Regions from separate parts of the Homo sapiens genome. Here region 1 is linked to region 2. Evidence: chromatin loops called from intact Hi-C (ENCODE). Cell type or tissue: Calu3. All regions are shown on one strand. Links, peaks and the distances in the headings refer to the core of each region. The heading gives the core; the rest is flanking DNA.

Evidence for each region. Peaks named below come from ENCODE experiments on the same cell type or tissue, not always from the same donor. Only the 100,000 strongest peaks of a DNase experiment are listed, where the experiment ranks them.
Region 1: a loop joins it to region 2, with 12 times the contacts of the local background. A loop is called at or near these places in 6 of 110 quality-filtered maps.

Annotation. Positions count from the first base shown.
Region 1 is chr19:51,396,914-51,399,828 of GRCh38, reverse strand. It overlaps the pseudogene NIFKP6. Among named protein-coding and RNA genes, the nearest start is that of C19orf84, 7.8 kb to the right of the region's middle. In Calu3, for the core only: a CTCF peak has its summit at 1,551; no DNase peak of the experiment used is centred there.
Region 2 is chr19:51,655,941-51,658,855 of GRCh38, reverse strand. No RefSeq gene overlaps it. Among named protein-coding and RNA genes, the nearest start is that of SIGLEC14, 11 kb to the right of the region's middle. RefSeq lists an enhancer at 1,638-1,747. In Calu3, for the core only: a CTCF peak has its summit at 1,735 (motif pointing right); a DNase peak (open chromatin) is centred at 1,725.

The DNA of each region.
Region 1 (2,915 bases), core at 131-2,630, 260 kb after region 2:
TCCACCCCCATAACATGGGGACAGATCAAGAAAAACCACACAGGAAGCTGAAAAACTGCTGGAACACCAAGGTTGTACCTTTTGCTGGGATTCAGAGGTACAATAGATGCTTAACGGACCAATGCTTTCTGACTGAGCTCCTCTCTACCTGAATACAAGAGACCCTAATAGTTAGGCAGGAATATCATCACCCCTATTCAGCATGAAGAAGTTGCAGAAGACGGACCTTCATCCTTCTGCAAGCCTTAGGATTAAGGATCCTCTTGTAAAAGGGAAAGTGGAAATATGTAAGAAGCATTCAAACCAGAACGACTCCATTCTGAATAAGGGCCAATGCATCCTAATGAGGAAGGGATGATAAAATGAATATATCTATAGGATATAAATATCCCCCATATGCCTGGGACCTGTTGTTGGATGCTTACAGATTGACACACAAGCTTGGTTGGCAGTAGTCCCCGGAAAAAATAAATCACAGGCTGCTTTGCATATGATTTGGGGGAGTAGTTTAAAATATAATTATTCCAATCCTAAAACCCTGAAGTTCCATCCTAATAAGCGTGAATGTGAGCGAAGCAAAGTTTGGTTTGAAGGTGTGGATGCTTGAACTTGGGAAGATTGTATAGCAAGTAAGGCTGAGGTGCTACAAAATAATTCCTATGGAATCACCATTGATTAGTCCCCTAAGGGGATCTTTAAGGAAAATTGCACCGGAAGGCCTTCTTGTAGAACAAATGTAGTAAACCAGAGGAATCGCTGGCAAAGGAATCATACACAGTATGTTCGGACGGAAGCTAATGCCCCTATCATATAGAGTCCTGCTGGCATTGTTGCCCCTAGTCCAAAAATGATATCTCCTGCCATAAGACAGGAACATTCTGAATTATGGAAATTAGCTATGGCTGAAAGTTCAATCAAAAGTTGGGAGGGTACATATAAAAGGTATAGAGGGGAGGGAGGTAAAAATAAATATGCTCTCTCTTTTCTTTCCAACAGGACCTTTTGGATTCAAAGCTGTGTTCGGCCATCTTTTATGCTAGCAACAGGAAATGTTACCAACTTTTAATAAAAATCAGACTATCCTGATAATTAAAGCCAGAGAAGGAGTTTGGATCCCTATGTGTCTCTAAATAGACCATGGGAGGCATCATCATCCATTCGTATTGTAACTAAATCCTTAAAAAACTCTTATCCCAAAGATTTATAGTTGCTCTTTTCTTTGCTATAATTGGCCTCATTGCTGTTACTACTACCGCTGCAATAGCCGGTGTGGCTGTACATTCATCTGTGAAAACTGCTGAATTTGTCAATAAGTGGCAAAAGAATTCCACAAAATTATGGAACTCCCAAGCTCAAATAGATAAAAAAAAAATAGTTAACCAAATTAATGATCTCCGTCAGACAGAGATTTGGATGGGAGATCGTATTATGAATTTAGAAAGTAGAATTCAAATGCAATGTGACTGGAATACATCTGACTTTTGTGTTACTCCTCAGTTACAATGAGACAGAACACTGATGGAAGAAGGTTAAACGCCATCTAGAGGGTAGAGAGGAAAATCTCACCCTCTAAATTGTAAAACTAAAAGAGCAGGATTTTGAAGCCTCTCAGACTCACTTAGCCCTGCTCCCTGGAACTGATAATTTGAACAAGACAGCCAATGGGTTGTCTGCAATCAATCCTCTTAAACGGATTAAGGCCATTGAAAACTCTACACTTGGAAATCCTGTTCTAATAATTATGTGCTTGTGCTGTCTCCTTTTAGTCTGCAGATGCGGAAGCCACCTCTGGAGAGAAAGCCACCATCGAGAACAAGCAATGATAGCTGTGGTGGTTTTACAAAAAAGAAAAGGGGGTCATGTTGGAGAAAAGCTAAGTAGTGAGAAAAAAGCTGAGGCAGGGCTTGCTAGTCTGACATAATATAAAGAGTCTTGGAACATGCCGGGGTCCAGGGTCTAAAAGCCCTTGTGGTCTTTGGAACACCAAGCTCTGTGCTAAAGGGTGGAAGGCTGCCCTGCGGCACCGTAATCTAAGCCCAGGGCATAAAACCCCTCATGGCTTGGATGGAATCCAGGGCTCAGAGCATGAAACCCCTCGTGGCCTCTGGAATGTGTCTAGACTTGCCGGCTCCTTGCTTCTAGCATTCCCAGGCTCATAGATCAAGTGTATCTTAAACTAGAAGAACATGTTTCCCATTATCTCAAGTAGCAGAACATGTTCCATATGCGTCAAAGAAAATGCTAAACTGTCACAGCTGTAAATCATGCGCTTGATGCACCACTTTCTTTCAACCCCCACATCCTCACTACCTGCTTCTTTGTTTGATCACCAATAAACAGTGCGGGCTTCCAGAGCTTGCGGCCTTCGCAGCCTCCATACTAGCATTGGTCCCCTGGACCCATCTTATGCACTCTTGTCTTTTCTCATTCCTTTGACTCCGCCGGACTTCATAGCCCCCACAGTCTAGTGTTGGGTCTGATCACCCCAACAGTCAGGAGTTCGAGACCAGCCTGGCCAACATGGTGAAACCCCATCTCTACTAAAAATACATAAATTAGCCAGCCATGGTGGCAGGCACCTGTAATCCCAGCTACTTGGAAGACTGAGGCAGGATAACTGTTTGAACCTGGGAGGTAGAGGTTGCAGTAAGCCGAGATTGGGCCACTGCACTCCAGCCTAGGCGATAGATCAAGACTCAATCTCAAAAAAAAAAAAAAAAAAAAAGGAATTGATTATGATTTTCCTTCTTCCTTCTTTGATTTTCCAGAAAACAGAAAGTATTTCAAAAACTAATTGTCAGACGTCTACAAAAGGCCATCTTTTACATAAGAAGAAGAAAAAGGTTTTAGGCACTCTTGACACTCCTGAGAAGACTGTGGATATCCAGGGCCTCACACCAGTTTGTACACCAACA
Region 2 (2,915 bases), core at 204-2,703:
GGGGTCCTGGTCACCCTAGAAAGGGGACTGTTTCCTGTTCCAAGTCATGAAGCTAATATGTGAAACCAACAGTGAGTATTGAGCAGTGCAGGCTTCATTCAACAGCTACAGGATTGGGGAAGTGGGAGCTGGGCTTACAAATCAACTTCTCAGCTCCTGAGAACTGGGAAGTTACAGATATAGGGTATCATTCTTGAAGGGGCTGAACGTTAAGAGCAAGGGGAGGAATATTCGTGCTTTGTCTTGGGAAGGGATGAAGATTTTCTTTTTCTTTTTTTTTTTTTTTTTGAGACGGAGTCTCACTCTGTCGCCAGGCTGGAGTGCAGTGGCACAGTCTAGGCTCACTGCAACCTCTGCCTCCCAGGTTCAAACGATTCCTCAGCCTCAGCCTCCTGAGTAGCTGGGACTACAGGTGCGTGCCACCACGCCCAGCTAATTTTTGTATTTTTAGTAGAGACAGGATTTCACCATGTTGGCCAGGATGGTCTCGATCTCTAGACCTCGTGATCCTCCCGCCTCAGCCTCTCAAAGTGCTGGGATTACAGGTATGAGCCACTGCGCCCAGCCCTGCTGCCTGTCTTTTAAGGACCCTTGCAATTACATTGAAGGTCCACTTAGGTAATTCAAAATGATCTCCCCATCTTGAGAATCTTAATCACACCATCAAAGTCTCTCTTGCCACAGGTCACATTCACAGGTTCTAGGAATTAGGGTCTGTATAGCTTTGCAAGTCATTATTAAACACGCTGCGATTAAATATCCGTCTTTTAGGGGACCTGTGCCTCTGGGTTATGGCATTCACAAGTGATTCTCAGCTTCTCTCCATTCATTTCAGGTGAGACAGGAAGTCTAGAATGTGCCGTGCTGGATTCAGGAGAAAATCTCCTCCTCCTCGTTCCTCCTTCTCCTTCTTTTTTTTGAGATGGGGTTTCTTGCCATGCTGACCGGGCTGGTCTTGAACTCCTGGCCTCCAGTGTTCCTCTCAACTCAGCCTCCCAAAGTGCTAGGATTACAGGCACGAGCCACCATGCCCGGCCAGGAGAAATCCCTTCTTCCAGGTGGGAGAAGGTACCAATAAATTCTTTATCCCTGGAGAATAGGCCTGTGTTGGGGAGAATGCTCTGGGTATACTTAACAACAGTTACTCTTCCTTCTCCCTACCAGGGCTATGGGCTAGGGGGCCTTTCTGGGCTCTTCACTGGTAGAGTTACTGGAGGTAAAATCCACGAAAGTGTGGGGACTCCTAAGACTGACACCTGTAGAAATTTATCATTCTTGAGCTAATTGTTACCCAGCCTGCAGCAACTTGTCAGAATTACCATGCAAATGTCTTCACCAGTTAGTGACTCCAGCAGCTTCTGCCCTGTGTAAATGGATCTCATTAGTAACTCTCTGGATTTGCCAGTGTCTCCAGACTTGGGGATGGTAATTCACTGTGTTACTGCAGTTCTTTAGACGTGTCTAAGAAAAGCTGTTGATTCTCAGTTTGTTCAGCCTTTTCTTGTTGTAAGAACAAAAGTGACAACTTCGAAGTTCTTCTCATGTCCGAGCAGAGACAAGAAGTCTTATTCTATTTTATTTTCCTTCTTCTTCTTCTTTTTTTTTTTTTGTTGTACATTTCCGTTGGAGGCTTGGCCTTGCGCATTAATACTTTGGGAATGTGTCTCTTCAAGTTTAACGTCTGTAATGTGCCAAAAATGCTGAGCTCACTGGGTCCAGCAGGGGGAGCCCTTGGGCTTTGGTTTCCTTTTCTTTCTCAAGGGAGCTTGACCTCTGCTGATGAGCCAAAAAGAGAGACATCCGATATCTTTTGTTTGGTAGGTCCAGTGCCCCTGAATCAAACCTCTGCATGGTCAAGGCAGTTACGGCAAATGAGGGAAGTGGATTTGTGTAAGGAAAACAACTGGGCAAGTATTCCGACAAATCGCACCTGGACTTTGGCTTTAGTAGAGGGAGATGATAGCACATGGTGGGGAGTGCGTCAAAGTAAAGGTGATTGGTTCTTGCTCAGCCTCGGCTGATCGCTACATGTGAGGATACCACATCTTCCTATTTTCCAAGAAAGTCGGGGCTTTCATGTCAGTGTGAGATTGTCTTCCAATTTTTTCTTTTTCTTTTTCTTTTCTTTCTTTCTTTTCTTTCTTTCCTTTCTTTCTTTCTTTTTCTTTCTTTCTTTCTTTCTTTTCTTTCCTTCTTTCTTTTCTTTCTTTCTTTCTTTTTCTTTTCTTTCCTTCTTTCTTTTCTTTCTTTCTTTCTTTCTTTCTTTCTTTCTTTCTTTCTTTCTTTCTTTCCTTTCCTTCTTTCTTTTCTTTCTTTCTTTTTTTTTTTTTTTTGAGACAAAGTGTCGCTCTGTCTCCCAGGCTGGAATGCAGTGGCATGCTCACTGCCTACCAAATAGCTGGATTTACAGGCGTGTGCCACCACACATGGCTATTTTTGTATTTTTAGTAGAGACGGGGTTTCGCCATGTGGGCCAGACTGGTCTTGAACTGCTGACCTCAGATGATCCGCCCACCTCGGCTCCCAAAGTGCTGGGATTACAGGCATGAGCCACTGTGCCCGGCCCAATATTTTAGTGGTGTAAATTAGTTAAATATTTCCAAACCATCCCAGTCAAACAAAATGCGAAGAGGAGCCAGACCCTGCCTGCTCACTGGAAGCCAAGTCAAGGGGAGAGGGACTTTTCTTTTCTTTTTTTTTTTTTGAGATGGAATTTCACTCTTGTTGCCCAGGCTGGACTGCAGTGGTGCGATCTTGGCTCACTGCAACCTCTGTCTCCCAGGTTCAAGCGATTCTTCTGCCTCAGCCTCCCAAATAGCTGGGATTATAGGCATGCACCACCACGCTTGGCTAATTTTTTTTTTTTTTTGAGATGGAGTCTTGCTCTGTCACCCGGGCTAGAGTGCAGTGGCGCG